Linked DNA regions of Mus musculus: region 2 is linked to region 1. The links are chromatin loops, found by intact Hi-C in ENCODE. Cell type or tissue: heart. All regions are shown on one strand.

Region 1 (8,000 bases):
CAAAGGTGTTGAATTACTTATATTTCAAATGTAAGATCTTTAATTTGTATTTAGACATTCCAGGTTCAAATACAATATGTTGGTAAACTATATTGGTAAAATATGTTAATAGATTGAAGAGCTAGTTGGCCCTATTTCTCTTATAAATGGCATCTCAAACATTCTGCTGGCCTCATTTCAAGAAATAAATAGGTCTTTTTGTTTGTTTGTTTGTTTGTTTGTGTTTTAGACTGTAATCCCAAAGAAACTTTATGATTAGGAAATCGTTCTTTGGTGCAGAGAATAACATTTATGTAGAAATATTTCTAGTTGCTTTTAGTATATTCTACTTCTGATTTTTTATCAATTTCCAGCTAGTTTGCCAACTATTAAACCATATGAAGACATTTTATATAGTCCAATTAGTCATGTCTTAACGGATCATTTAGAAAAGACCCCATGGTTTAAAGCTTAGCATCAAATAAAGACTTGAACGTGCACGCTTGATAAGCCTAATTGAAGGCCCTTAAGCACTGATATGACTGAAATGCTAACAGTAAGTCCTGCCTTCTAGTCTCTGTGTTGGTAGAGAAAATGAACGTGTTCCTTCAAAGCTTCTCTATGGAGTGGGTAATGTATGCTGGTACCCTGTTGGACACTTCCTACTTCTGTCCATTGCTGGACATTGGACATGGCACTCACTGTGGGAGAGACACGTTTCAGAAATGATTTAAAACACAAAAGACCAATCAGGAGGATGGAGGAATTCAAATATGCAGAAAACTGACCAGGGAATCAAATGTATAGATTTAAGAGATACACTGAGGAGGAGATGGGTTTCTTAGAACCACTTCCCTCTTGTTAGACTTTGCTAGTGGAGTGACCACGTTTTCAGCCCCAAGGCTCAGGGCCAGGCCAGGCCAGTAAAGAAACTGACTGGATTGGTTGGAGAATTCTGCAGGCAGCTTTCCTGTCCTTCTCTATTCCCTGCTTCTCCCTTTCATCCAGTATCAGGATTTGCTGGAAAAGCAAGTGACTGATTCCCTTAGTTTCTACTGCTATGGGTTCTTGGTCTTTCCTCTTTTCTTGCAGACAAGCCCCTCAGTGAGCTCTGGGCAGTCTTTGAACATTTGAGAAGCTTAACTTTCATCTCACCAACTAGATTTTGCCTACAAGATGAGGATTTTGATCTTTAGAGTTCCTTCATGCCACCTTCGTTAGTCTCTAGTTTAAAAATATTAGTAAAACACTTTTGGATGCAGGCAGCACAGAGCCCACTGGTTCCTGATTCCATGGCTGCCTTAGGAAGCAAGGTTTTTGGAGATGGATAAAATTACCGCTGCCAGTCCAGGACTCCAGCCGTGGGGCCAGTGAACATGCTGGTCTTCTCCCCTCTTTCCCCTCCCACCTCCGAAGAAAGGGGGGGGGGGCTCCCGGACTGGTGCGAGCAGAGTGCTTGGTTTTTATTGAATACAGAAGCTACTCGAACGTCCCGTGTGCTGCGGGGCTGTCCTGCAATTCCTTTCATTCCCAAAGTGCAGGAGTCCAGCTTTGGTCCCGCCTAACTCCCTCCCATTTCTTTTCAGGGGATTTGAGGAGGGGGGGAAGGAGAGGGAAGATGAAGGGTGGCTGGTGGGCTGGGCCTGCACAGAAGTCTGGATCCTCCAGGGAGAGACTGGGCGGGTTCAAGGCTGCGGGGAGGCCTGTGATTGGGTATGACCTTCAGTCGGCTTGTCAGTTTCTCGGGCACACAGGAGGCGGGAGGAGTGGGCGGAGGAGGGGGCTGCGCGAGCCTCTTGTCCAGCCCACCCACAGCATGAAGCCTTTAGGGGTGCTCAGTGCTTTCGGCTTTTTTTCTTGAAACCCTTCATCTGCCCTCAGTCTGAAGGCAGGGTCAGGCGTAGGACGGGTCCCGGGGTCGCAGTCTCCTGCGGGCCACCCCAAAGGGAGAGGAGGGGGCGAGAGACAGGAAGGAAGCAAACCATCAAATTGGAAAAAAAAAAATTAGAGCCCTTTGACTTTTTTTTTTTTTACTCCCTTTCCCTTCCGGATGGCTGTGTAGCGAACGTAGGCGACACCTTGGAAGGGACAAAGTTGGTCTGCAGTGGCAATTTCGTGGGTTCACAGTCGTGAGCGTGGGGCTTGGAGATGGAGCCCTGGTCCAGGTGGAAAACGAAACGGTGGATCTGGGATCTCACCATCTCAACCCTCGCCTTGACTTTTCTCTTCCAAGCTAGAGAGGTCAGAGGAGGTAAGGAGGAAAAAAAAAAGTTTGGGGAGGTGGGACATTGCCACCCGGCTTTCTTCTTTTTTGTGTGTGCTCTTCTCCCTTGTCGTCTCCCCACTTCTTTTAAATAAAATCCAGATTGTAGTTGCTACCGGGTTAAGTGTGGAAACTGGAGAGACAGGGAGATGGATGTAGGCGGGACAGTAATGGGCTAGGAGGTAGGTGGCAGGATTAAAAGATCTGTCAGGCACCGGGCAGGCTGAGAAAGCCCATCATCCCTTCTCATTTTCTTTGCAAAAAGAAAAAAAAAATTACCTTGAACAGGAAGGCAGTGGTACAAAGCTTTTGTTTCAAGAACAGTCTTTACTCAGAGTCCTCGGTCCTTTGAACCAATCTTTGGGTTTCTTCGGGTTCTAAAGGAGATATCTTTTGAAGGGTGACCTGAGGAGAAAATACTGAGAAAGAGTATAAAGTGAACTGTGATAAACTTCTTTGTCTGCAAGGAAGTGAAAAACGGGCTGTTTTTACTTTGGAGGATATAAGAGAAACCAGCGGGGATGAAGCTAGAAGATTGAGAGCACTTTGTGTGTGGCATTTTGAAATGTTCTCAGAGGAACACATTTCCCAGACGATAAAGTGGAGTTCAGGAGTGCTCGGGGCAGAAGGGGGGGGGGCAGTTTCTCCTGATGATTACCCCCCTCCTCTCCGTGACACCCTCATCCTCGCTCATCCCTTGTCCCCTCCAAACAGCTTATTCTTGCAGGTTGGACCTACAACTCTCTTGGAGGGCGAGGAAAGTCTCCAAGCAAATGGGGTGGTGGGCAGACGACTAGGGATAGGGAGGAAGAGGAGGGGGCCTGGGATAGGAGGGGGAAGGTAAGGAAAAGTTCCTACGTGGCACTACCAAATATTGAATGGCCAGACCTGTGTAGCTGACTGTAGCCCTGTCAGTACCGGAGGAGGGAGAGCGACTTCACTCCTCCCTCCGCTTGCCTCCTCCCTCCCCCGCCCCCGCCCTTTCCCGAAAAGGCATCTGGCTGCAGCGGTCCCTTAGGTGCTGTAGACTCGGCTGGCAGGAGAAAGCCCTTTGAGTTGGTGAGCCTGAGCAATTCACAGTAGAAAACAAGCTTTGTCAGGACTGCAGAGAGAAGCGGGGAATAGAGAGGAGAGGAGAGAATGGGGTTGGAAATGCCAACCCAACTCTGAAAGCACAGGTTTCGTAGAAACCTGAGCCTGGCCTTTGGTCTTGTTGCACATATCTGAGCGTTCCCTAAATTGAGTTAGCACTTCAGGGGGGCAGCCCTAGGGTCTGATTCTTAGGGGCTTCACACTCGCCAGGAACAGGCGGCTTCTCATTCATTCTGTGATGAGCTCTGGTGACCCTAGGCCACAGTGGGGCTCAATTCGATTTTTTTTTTTTTTTGCAATGATTGAGGCTACTTACGTTGATTCGTTTCAATGATAAATATAAGCATCTTTGAAAGTAGACTACCTCAAAAATTGGCAGTTTACTTTTTGGTATTCTGTCCTCTTTTGGGTTGGGCAGTTTGGGCAGCAGTTCTGCCCTCTGCTGGTTTTCTTCAGCAAGGGAAAGTCTATTACTTAGTGATACTGAAAAAAATGTTACTTGCCTAAGGAAGAATAGATTGCTGTCTCCCCAGCTTGTCCACATACACATGTAGACGTGAATATCCTAGTGACAGTCATTTAGAAGCACAGAATCTGAGACATTCTGCAGTGATCACCCTACACAGGTGACCTGAATGCCTTTTCTGCCTTGAGATATTTTTTTTGCTTTTCCACACTGGGATTTCAAGTCAATCAGATTTCCATGGTTTTAGGCTCTAATTTTCTATGTGAAATCTTAACAACACATCCGAAACACTTTCAGCAAATATCTCAGTACTACATCACATCCATTGCACAAAATTATGTTTCCTATTGTATAAAACTAAAGAGCATGTGAAAAGGTGAAGCACCAGATCATGCTATTTCTAATGAAATATTTTGAAAATAGTGTAAGTCATTAAATAACTTCATGGCAAGATTTGGGTGCTTATTTTAATGAAGTTGGCAGGTACTCACTACATAGTGGAAAACTACTGTTTTATTAATTCAATCTTGTAGACCTTCATTCTTTAAACCTATTAAAATTCATAAAAGAAATAATAGTAAATAAATACTTAAAAAAGAAACACCCTCTCAACTCCCCAGTCACCACAGAAGGAGAAACTAACTTTGTCTCTAGCATTTAGGAATGTAGCTAAAGGGCTGAGTAAAATTAACATGGCTTTCTAAAGCAGGTATCTTATTCTAGTATTATACTGACTTAATAGATTTCCCAAAGATGTGTACGTATGCTTCAGTGACTTAAACAAAAGAACATTTAAAATGGGCTGGTTTTCATATAAAATTAAAACACTATTATAAACTTTGTAGAATGTTTCATAATGTTTTCATAATAAAATTAGACTCTAAAAACAATATATACAAGAAGTTTTTGTGGAGTTTTTTTTGAAGAGAATGGATTAATGAAGTTGACTGTTGACTTCACATATTATTTGACTTTGAGAATCTAAAGTAACTTGAAAGTCTCCAACACACAGTCTCTACTATGATTTCACATACAATCACACACACACACACACACACACACACACACACACACGGCGGGAGGGGGGCAGGGGAGGGAGGAATGGAGGGGGAGTGGGAGAGAGAGAGAGAGAGGCTGAGAAATGCTGTTATTTAATGAGTATTCATTGACATTAATTTCTGTTTTATGTTTGATATATTTGCCTATGCTTCACCTCAGGAATTCAGGGATTAAGTGTGTGCATAATTAGTTCAGAACTTACTATAAACAGGGCCTGGGATGTATGTGAAATTTACAGTGACTGAGTTATGCCTGTGTTCAAATACATATTTTATTGTGTGAGTTTGAAATCACACAGTACCTGGCTAAAGCTTAATACAGTGACCAATCATACCTAGTTGAACTAAAAAACCCAGTCCTAATGGCCTTCTACCTTTACCCGTTAAGCCAAGTGTGTCTTGTAAACAGTTGATAAGTTCTAAGAGGGATTTTAATGGCTTGCCAGCCCTGAGCAGCCAGTGCCTCAGAAGTGCTGTTTAGAGTGCCCGGGATCAGCAGGTGAAATGGTGCTGGCTTCCTGAGTGTGCTAATTCAACCTGTGAGAACTCAGGCTTGTCTCTGCAGTTCTTTAATTAGAATAATTAAAACAGCAGGCATGCTCTTGCTAATAAGTGTAGTACTTGGTAGGATAATTAATATTGTGTCTTTTAATAAAATGTAAGAGCTCATGGGTAGAACCTTTTTTTTTTTTGCATAGATTATATATCAAAGATCAGTTAGGATGCTGTGTATTCATTTAGTTAACAAGGATTCTTTCATCTACTGCCCATTTGGTTTAGTATCATAATGTGTAATTTACAACAGTTTGAAACAAGATTAAGTAGAAATGAGAAATATATGTAAAAAGGCAGCATGACTGTTTACTGTTTAATTTTTTTGATTCCTTATTATCCTGAACTTGTGACTAAAATAAAGGGGGCAACACTGTTTAAATTATTCTTAAAACACAACAAGGTAAACACCGCTGAGTTTTGTATTGGGCGGGTGGAATTTATTTTCTAATATCTTTTCCTGAGACAGATTTTACTCATGTTATTTTTTTTAAGACTCTAGTTTGTTTATCATGGTTTATTAAAAAAAGAAATTCAAGAGTATTTTTTCACAGGCTGACTTATTTAAAGGAGTAAAAAGTGCTTAGATAAAATCTCTCTCCTGAGAGTTCTAGGGCTCGAATTTGCAGTAAATGCTAATCAGTCGTCCTTTTGCATTTTACTCAAGAGGAAATGGAGGCACAAAACAGAGCTTTTCAAATAATCCTTCTCATAAGGAACATTAAATATTGTAAAAGATTTTCTGAGTGTGTAAGATGAAACTGTATAATATTGATACACATTTTCTTTCATATACATCTCAGACTTGGGGCCATGGCCAAGTTAATGTGATGTGCTGGGGTTTTGATTAGCAAGATATAAGATATATACTTGATATGATAGTATTAGAAAATCAGGTGGAATGCATGCAATTCACTTTCCTAAGTTTGGAGAAAGTCAATGTCTCATTATTTGATCATTCACATATTTCTAGTGCATCCAGGGAAGTGAATTGAACATCAGATTATCAGCAATGGAGTAAAAAGGGTAGCTATTTCTAAAAAATTTTTGTGTACATTTATTGCTGGTTGAAGACATAGTGTTTAGCAATAGTAATAAAAGTAATAGTAATAGAAAACACAATTTCAATTTCAAACACAATACATGTATATATTACTACACATACTTACACACATATACTCATATATATGTGTGTGTAATATATATGTAATATATATGAGAATATGTCATTTCTGCTTTTTTCCTACCAATTCTAATCATATGAAAAATATCATATTCATTATAAGACTTTTATTTATGTGTCAGAATAATGATGTTGCACTTTCATACATGTTAAACATTTTCTAAATATATAGTTGACTTTGGAAAAAAATGAGAGAATATGGTAGCTAAGATTCAAATAAAAGTCTTTATTCTGCGTTGCTAAAATATTTGAAATTACAGAAACAGCCGTTACATTGGAAATAACTGTGTAGCTAATTAAGGAAGGACTCTGTCTGAATGGCTGGCCATGATGTCTGCTCTACTGTGCACTTCTGGTATCATACGAGTAATTGTTAGCAAGTAAGAAAAGAATATATTTTTTTACTGCAACATTAATTTCAAGAAATAGTATCTTTATGTCTTCTGAATGGAGGGTCGTCCCTTTTTTTCAGAAATCAATGTTCCTAGGAACCTAAGGCAGTTACGATGCGATGGTCATCAGGAGTTCTTGTAATATTATTTAACAGTACTTAGGTATATGAGGGTTGTCCTAATGCGTCTTATTCTTAACTCTAAATAATTTTGAATGATTTATTTTTAGGTAATTCAAAGGCAGAATTTTACTGTCTCAAAAGCACACTTTCTCCTATCAGTCATTTGTGGAGAAGTAATTAAGAGTGGTTGATGTAACCACTAAGAATTCACGCTCTGCATTTCTGCCTTTACTTTCCTCATTTAACACTGAGGAAATGTGACCTAGGCTAAAGTGGAAAGAGGCAACTTCCTCCCTCCCTCTCTGTTTTCCTCCCTCCTTCCTTCCTTCTCCTGCCTTGCTTGCTTGCTTGCTTTGTTTTACTATTATTTTCAAATTATAGTAGTTTTATTTTCTAGTAAAGAGAGAGACACATACACAGATGTTTTAACTGTCACAACCTTCCTTAAGTTCTCTTACTTCAGTCTATTTAAGTGATATTCTGGGCCATTTCCTGTATCCTCCCTAAACTGGAACTTTTAATTTTACTTGCAATTTAATAAAAAAATGTATGGCTTTTCTTTTAATTTAAAATTATGTCTATATTATTAGAATGCATCTAGTACATTCACTTCTCCTTTCACAAAAGTAATATAGTTTGATTTGTTGGGGTAAGAGGTTTCTTTTTAAAACATATTCTCTAATTTTCAGTTGTGTCAGGATAACATGAATAGTGCTTAGCTTGCTGAGAAGATGAAACGACAATTCTAAAGTGATTTAGAGAGTAATATCTATCGATCAGTTGCAGTCTCTGGCTTACTACTGACTTGGCTAATGGTTCTTTGGACATTGGCTGATCACCAGGCCTACTGTTATCTGGTAAAACAAACTCATTGCTTGCTGCTGTGGAATTAG
Region 2 (8,000 bases), 340 kb before region 1:
GGTGTTTCTGTGGTTTGGGTATCAGAGTAATTGTGGCTTCAAAGAATGAATTGGGTAGAGTACCTTTAGCTTCTATTTTGTGGAATAGTTTGTGCAGAACTGGAATTAGACCTTCTTTGAAGGTCTGATAGAACTCTGCACTAAACCCATCTGGTCCTGGGCTTTTTTTTTTGTTTGGGAGACTATTAATGATTACTTCTATTTCTTTAGGGGATATGGGACTGTTTAGATCATTAACCTGATCCTGATTTAACTTTGGTACCTGGTATCTGTCTAGATATTTGTCCATTTCATCCAGGTTTTCCACTTTTGTTGAGTATAGCCTTTTGTAGAATGATCTGATGGTGTTTTGGATTTCTTAGGACCTGTTGTTATGTCTCCCTTTTCATTTCTGATTTTGTTAATTAGAGTGCTGTCCCTGTGCCCTTTAGTGAGCCTGGCTAAGGGTTTAATCTATCTTGTTGATTTTCTCAAAGAACCAGCTCCTCATTTGCTTGATTCTTTGAATAGTTCTTCTTGTTTCCACTTGGTTGATTTCACCCCTGAGTTTGATTATTTACTGCAGTCTACTATTCTTGGGTGAATATGCTTCCTTTTGTTCTAGAGCTTTTAGGTATGTTATCAAGCTTCTAATGTGTGCTCTCTCTAGTTTCTTTTTGGAGGCACTCAGAGCTATGAGTTTTTCTCTTAGAAATGCTTTCATCGTGTCCCATAAGTTTGGGTATGTTGTGTCTTCATTTTCATTAAATTCTAAAAAGTCTTTAATTTCTTTTTTTATTCCTTCCTTGACCAAGGTATCACTGAGAAGAGTGCTGTTCAGTTTCCACATGAATGTTGGTTTTCTATTATTTATGTTGTTATTGAAGATCAGCCAAATTCATGTTGATCTGATAGGATGCATGGGACAATTTCAATATTCTTGTATCTGTTGAGGCCTGTTTTGTGACTAATTATGTGGTCAGTTTTGAAGAAGGTACCATGAGGTGCTGAGAAGAAGGTATATCCTTTTGTTTTAGGATAAAATGTATCTGTAGATATCTGTTAAATCCATTTGTTTCATAACTTCTGTTAATTTCACTGTGTCCCTGTTTAGTTTCTGTGTCCATGATATGTCCATTGAAGAAATTGTTGTTTTGAAGTCTCCCACTATTATTGTGTGATGTGCAATGTGTGCTTTGAGCTTTACTAAAGTTTCTTTAATGAATGTGACTGCCCTTGCATTTGGAGCATAGATACACAGAATTGAGAGTTCGTCTTGGAAGATTTTACCTTTGATGAGTATGAAGTGTCCCTTGTCTTTTTGATATCCTTGGGTTGGAAGTCAATTTTATTTGATATTAGAATTGCTACTCCAGCTTGTTTCTTCAGACCATTTGCTTGGAAAATTGTTTTCCAGCCTTTCATTCTGAGGTAGTGTCTGTCTTTTTCCCTGAGATGGTTTTCCTGTAAGCAGCAAAATGTTGGGTCCTGTTTGTGTAGCCTTTCTGTTAGTCTATGTCTTTTTATTGAGAAATTAAGTCCATTGATATTAAGAGATATTAAGGAAAAGTAATTGTTGCTTCCTATTATTTTTGTTGTTAGAGTTGGCTTTCTGTTCTTGTGGCTCTCTTCTTTTATGTTTGTTGAAGGATTACTTTCTTGCTTTTTCTAGGACGTGGTTTACCTTCCTTGTATTGTTTTTTTTTCTGTTATTATCCTTTGAAGTGCTGGATTTCTAGAAAAATAATGTGTGAATTTGGTTTTTGTCGTGGAATACTTTGGTTTCTCCATCTATGGTAATTGAGAGTTTGGCCGGGTATAGTAGCCTGCGCAGGCATTTATGTTCTCTTTGTGTCTGTATAACATCTTACAGGCTCTTCTGGCTTTCATAGTCTCTGGTGAAAAGTCTGGTGTAATTCTGATAGGCCTGCCTTTATATGTTACTTGACCTTTTCCCCTTACTGCTTTTAATATTCTATCTTTATTTAGAGCACTTGTTGTTCTGATTATTATGTGTTGGGAGGACTTTCTTTTCTGGTCCAGTCTATTTGGAGTTCTGTAGGCTTCTTTTATGTTAATGGGCATCTCTTTCTTTAGGTTTGGGAAGTTTTCTTCTATAATTTTGTTGAATATATTTGCTGGCCCTTTAAGTTGAAAATTTTCATTCTCATCTACTCCTATTATGTGTAGGTTTGGTCTTCTCATTGTGTCCTGGATTTCTTGGATGTTTTTAGTTAGGATCTTTTTGCATTTTGCATTTTCTTTGATTGTTGTGCTGATGTTCTCTATGGAATCTTCTGCACCTGAGATTCTCTCTTCCATCTCTTGTATTCTCTTGCTTATACTCGCATCTATGGTTGCAGATTTGTTTCCTAGGGTTTCTATCTCCAGCGTTGCCTCAGTTTGCGTTTTCTTTATTGTTTCTGCTTCCCTTTTTAGGTCTAGTATGGTTTTATTCATTTCCATCACCTGTTTGGAAGTGTTTTCCTGTTTTTCTTTAAGGAATTCTACCTCTTTGGTTGTGTTTTCCTGTTTTTCTTTAAGGACTTATAACTCTTTAGCAGTGTTTTCCTGTATTTCTTTTAGTGAGTTATTAAAATCCTTCTTGATTTCCTCTACCATCATCATGAGATATGCTTTTAAATCCAGGTCTAGCTTTTCGTGTGTGTTTGTGTGCCCAGGACTGGTTGAGGTGGGAGTGCTTGGTTCTGATGATGGTGAGTGGTCTTGGTTTCTGTTAGTAAGATTCTTACGTTTGCCTTTTCCATCTGGTAGTCTCTGGAGTTAGTTTTTATGGTTGTCTCTTATTAGAGTTTGTTCCTCTCGTGATTCTGTTAGCCTATATCAGCAGTCCTGGGAGACTAGGTCTCTCCTGAGTTTCAGTGGTCAGAGCACTCTCTGCAGGCAAGCTCTCCTCTTGCAGGGAAGGTGCACAGATATCTGGCTTTCGGACCTGTCTTCTGGCAGAAGATGAAGGCCCAAAACAGGGCTTGTCCCAGAAGCTGTTATCTTCTGCAGTCCACACTCTCACTTGTGCAGACTAGTCTCAGCAGGATCCAAGAACCAAGATGACTCCCCCTGATGCTCCAGCAAAGCCCTCCAGTGCTAGGCGGACACCTCTCCTCTGGCAGGGAAAGTGTCTGGATGTCTGGAGCCCGAAATGGTGTCTGCCTCAGAAGCTCTGTGGCTCCCGCCTGTCCCAGAAGCTTTTAGCTTCTGTAGTCCATACTCACACCTGTGCAGACTAGATCTGGTGGGATCTGGGAACCAAGATGGCTCACCCAGATTCTCTGGCCTATTTATTTCTTTATATTGAATTTTGATTTATTCACTTCTTAGAAAAAGAATGCACACTATGACACCTTCAGTTTTGACAGCTGATTATTAATCATAGCACACATGTTAGGTATTTCTGTTTCTATTGTAGGTAAAGGGTTTGGTTTTTATTTTTATTAAGAAGTACTTCAGGTTCAAGTTAGAGTCCTCGGGTACTTATCTGTCCAAGATTTTTGGTTATATTTATAAATATAATACACTAATTTTCATTGAAGTTTCTTTCATGTTTTTAAATTTAATATTAATTAAATTAGTAATTTAATTAATATTAAATTATCTGGGCCAATTCTCCTCTAAGGACACGATGTTGTTTCAGTTGACCTGTAGAGGTCACTATTAGCAGACATATGAAAACCTCCTGAAATTATGCCAGTATAACTAAATTTTAATTTCGGCCAATCCCAAATCACTAGAATGATCATATTATTCAATACTAGGACATTATACAAATTTTATACAATTTATAATTTACATTTCGTTTAGGAAATGAAATAATGAAGCAGGCACTACTACTTGAGTGGTTTAGCTAAGTAGTTTGCTCTCCTTAACTTTCTGCCCACAGTTTCTTAGACCCATTGACAGAAGATATGCCACTAATTTGACCTCTATTGATTTTCTACTTAATTATCTTGGCTAATATGTAAAACAAACAAACAAACAAACAAACAAACAAACAAACAAAAAACCTGTGACGTGGAGCAAGGGAAACCATACTTTATTTACATACTTCATATTGCAGAAGAACAATATCAGAGAAAGTGTAAATTTGACCTACTAGGGAAAACAGCGAGGGGATAATTCTTGTAAAAGAGGAATTTAAAGTAATATTTTTAAAGTGTTTATTTAGTTAGATGGCATTCAGGTGGGCACAGACAGGGAAAAGGATCAGGGCTGTTCAATGGAGAAAGGGTTTGACCACAAATGCCAGTAAAACTCTCTCAAAATGAAGGGAATCTGTCATTTTTTGTAAATTCTCTTCTGCCTCCATAAACACAGCCGTAATCAATTAAAGGCCGAGTTGTGAAGGAGCCATTGTCTGTAGTTGATTCAAACATCATTGAGTTGTCTTTTAGGCTACCCATGCGGAAACTCTGGTAAGGTGATGAGACACTTCAAAGCACCTAACTTTTCAATGTGGATTTTGTTCTCGACAGCTCACTTTGTCGTAATTCATTTAGAGAAACTGGAATGCAACCTATGCATTAGAAGGCTTGGGAACATTGCAAGTGCTGGTCCCTTGTGGATTGTATGTAGCAATTCCTTATTTATGAAAAGAGAATCAATATTGACTTCGTTTGCTAAGAAAATAAACAGTATTTGTTATGTGTCCCTTGGAAGAAAGTGAGAGTGCTTTCTCCAACACTAGAGGAATTATTCATTAGTTTTTGTTGTGATTGCTGATTTATTTTTGTTTTCAGCCTCTTTCCTACACTCCTAATTTGAGGGAGGCAGAGTTGCTGACAATGAAGAAACTGGTAATGTTCAATTATGGCTGATAGATTTGGGAGAGTGGTGGAAACTTACAATCAAGGCACTTGTGAAATATTTTTGGATAAAAATTTGGCATAAATGTTTTTAAAAATTAGCAAAGTAAAGTTGAACTAACATTAAATATTTAATGCTACTGGTATGCATTGACTACAGGCAATAGAAACATTTTTTTTTTCTCAAAAGTAAACGATAAAGTCTTCTTAGTAGTAAAAATAAATTCTTAGGCTTTTCTAGGTAGGAATGGCCAAATTTCTTCTCTGGCTGCCTAAATAATAATCTGGAGTAGTCCTGGAGGAAGCTCCATTCAACCATATTTAAATGAGGATTTATGCCAAATATGAATGTGTTTAGAGTGGAAACTAAAGAATAAAGTGCTCATTAAGAATGTTTTTTCTCCTATGACTCGTTTGCTTTCTAGATCAAATGAATAAAACAATTTTCTTTGAGCATTTGATTCAATGAAACGTCTATGTCATGTCACTGTTCTTCAAGCACAGAAGGCTCTCTTTTCTTTGAGTGACTCATCTGGGGAGGTTAGAAGGCAGAGCCTTACTGCTCAGAGGAGCTACTGTAGAATGACTCAGGACACCTTCACTAAATCCATTCATTACCTTGGCCCTGGTGGGAGTTGCAAGTGAAGCCTGCCAATTAGATGTTGGTAATGTGGACTCTGCTTTAGGGAATTGGGTACAGCTGCCAGAATTCATTCCTGAACTTTAGCAGCCACAAAAGAGTATTTTTTCTGTCCTCTGAAACTGGTTCTAAACCAGGTCCCAAAAGGACAGGCTTCCTTTTGTCCACCACCTACCCCAAGTCCCGTTGCTAACAATGACACAACGTTAGGTTTTCCAAAATCACAGGAAACATCTGAGGAAGGAAAAAAGAAGAGAAAAAGAGACTTCTATTGAACTCATTAGCTTCTGTTTTAATTTTTTTCTTCTAAGTTTTGAACTTACCATTTGGAAAATAATTACATGGTGACAGTTTAGTAGAAACCAACAGTGCTTTATTATGAAATGAGAGGCTAATCTGTGGACTGTCTGAGACATCTTACCCCAGATCGTCTTTAGATGTCAGTAGGAATTAAAGTCAATTTATATTCAAGACTGCTTACATTAAAAACAAAAGCAAAATAAAACAAAACAAATTCTCGAAATCTCTGGTCCAAAGGTGTGTTATCTTTGGGTCATCAGTACTATTTGTATGTTCTCATTCAGAAGCATATAGATGCTTTGTATTCAAGTGCGTTGGTGTTGTAGGTGTATATTGATAATACTTTCATGGTTTATTCAGTTTGAATGCTTAGGCGAGGTTTTGAAATTTTAATAGGCAAATTGTTCATTAAGGAATCTTAAATATATTATTACCAACATGATAAACCTTGGGAAGTTCTCAAGTCATCTTTTAGAAAATGTCAGAGAAACATAGAAGTATAGGGTTAGATGGGGAAACCACTTGGGCAGTCCCTGTAAACTCTTAACAAGAACATGTGTTACTCCCCATTTTAATTCAATATACTCTTTTTCCTTCTATTCCTGATTTCACATCAGAATTATTTTTTAGTATCTCTGAGACAGCACTCCTATGCTGCAGAGCTGAATGCATACACTTACTTTATCTTCACTTTGTATTATTGTATAAATATATTTTATTGGGAACCTACTTCAAATTCTTGCTAAACCCATGAGCTATTCACAGGAGTGCACTCAAGAGTAGGAGTAGAAGCTGGAACAGAGAAACCAATGTCTCTTTTGCTTGGCTGGAGCCCACCGTTAAGGGAAAGAGGTTTCCTCTAGTAGCTCACTGGTGGTTCACAAGTTGTGTTTCATATATATCTCTTCTGCTTTGCCATGTATACACAGATGCACTTGTACACGTTCCTATGACTTAAGGGAATGAAAGAGATTAGCCAAAATTTTTACGAGTTGAAAGTGAGTGAACACAGTCGCAACAATAACTGTTCAGAACTTGAATGAATTGCCACAGTTTTCACCAACTAACTGGCTGGCCTTCTCAGCCAGTCTCCAAATTCCTGTTGAAATGAAGACTTTCTTTCCTGGACTGGGCCTGGCATTCCTGGGAAACAATGGTTCTTTTCAACTAGGCTCTGAAATTTCACAGGTGAAGGGAGAGGGGCAGTCATTTGATTCCACCCACAAGAAGCCTGTTCGTATTTTAAAGAGTGAAGACAGAGCTGATCATGGAAACACAGGCAAAGCTGGCTAGTGGCTGAGAGCTGCAATCTAGACACACTGTACTACAGTTCCCCGTGCAATATGGATCACTTTCAATGTTCTGTCTTCAACTCACATTACAACTCTTTTTCTGGATTTTTCCAAGAACAGACTACAGGCCCACTGACATTGCATTTAGCTTTACATCATGTCTTATGGAAGAGAAGTATTGATTTTTTTTATTAGGATTTGGCAGTAGATTATAAAAGTTAGCATTTAGAGATATATCTGTTTGTATAACTACATTTTAGAAAAGATGAAAGGTAATATTTTATATATGTTTAAACCTGTATATAACTGCATATATAATCTAAAATGAAAATTCTAGCTAGCATCCTTTTCAAAACACTTAAGGCTACTAATGTTATAATTAAAGTTTCAAAAGTATTGAGGTAATTTTAGTACATATTTATGAACAATATGCAATTGGGAGAATTTGTGCATTTTGATTATTATACATACATATATAAAGGATACCAGGTACATTTAAAGATTTTTTAGGGAAAATTTTGTGAATACATTCCTTGATGATAAGTTTTGTTTGACAATTCTCTCCATAATTGAGTGAAGTAAACTGACATTTGCATTGATTCATATATGTGAACAATGAAATTTCAGATTGTCCTTTTGTTGATCAAGTATGTTAAAAAAATAAGTTCCATGTCTCAAAGAAAGAGACCATCATTCCAAGTAACACATCTGAACAAAGAATTTTACTCTCGATCTAGTGTGTGTCCTTAGAACGGGGATACATATGTAGCAAGACTGCACTTGGTTTTTATTCTAACTCAGGTGGTGACTTTGTCATTTCCTCACTGCCTGGGACCAGACCTCACAATCTTACTATTCAGGTGGACAGTCTGAAAAGAATTGGTTCAAATTCCTAGGAAAAAGCACTGGGTCTTTGAGTAAATAAAGGTGTTATTGCATGAGTGGGTGAGGTACTAAAATATATGACAG

What was found. Peaks named below come from ENCODE experiments on the same cell type or tissue, not always from the same donor. Only the 100,000 strongest peaks of a DNase experiment are listed, where the experiment ranks them.
Region 2: a loop joins it to region 1, with 13 times the contacts of the local background. A loop is called at or near these places in 5 of 42 quality-filtered maps.

The regions. Positions count from the first base shown.
Region 1 is chr3:114,028,774-114,036,773 of GRCm38, forward strand. It overlaps Col11a1 (collagen, type XI, alpha 1), which reads left to right and starts at 1,767. Exons shown (of 67, transcript NM_007729.3): 1 at 1,767-2,230. The coding sequence starts at 2,128. In heart, a CTCF peak has its summit at 3,781 (motif pointing left); no DNase peak of the experiment used is centred here; H3K4me3 peaks cover 2,821 bases; H3K27ac peaks cover 1,599 bases.
Region 2 is chr3:113,692,329-113,700,328 of GRCm38, forward strand. No RefSeq gene overlaps it. Among named protein-coding and RNA genes, the nearest start is that of Rnpc3, 66 kb to the left of the region's middle. In heart, a CTCF peak has its summit at 3,632 (motif pointing right); no DNase peak of the experiment used is centred here.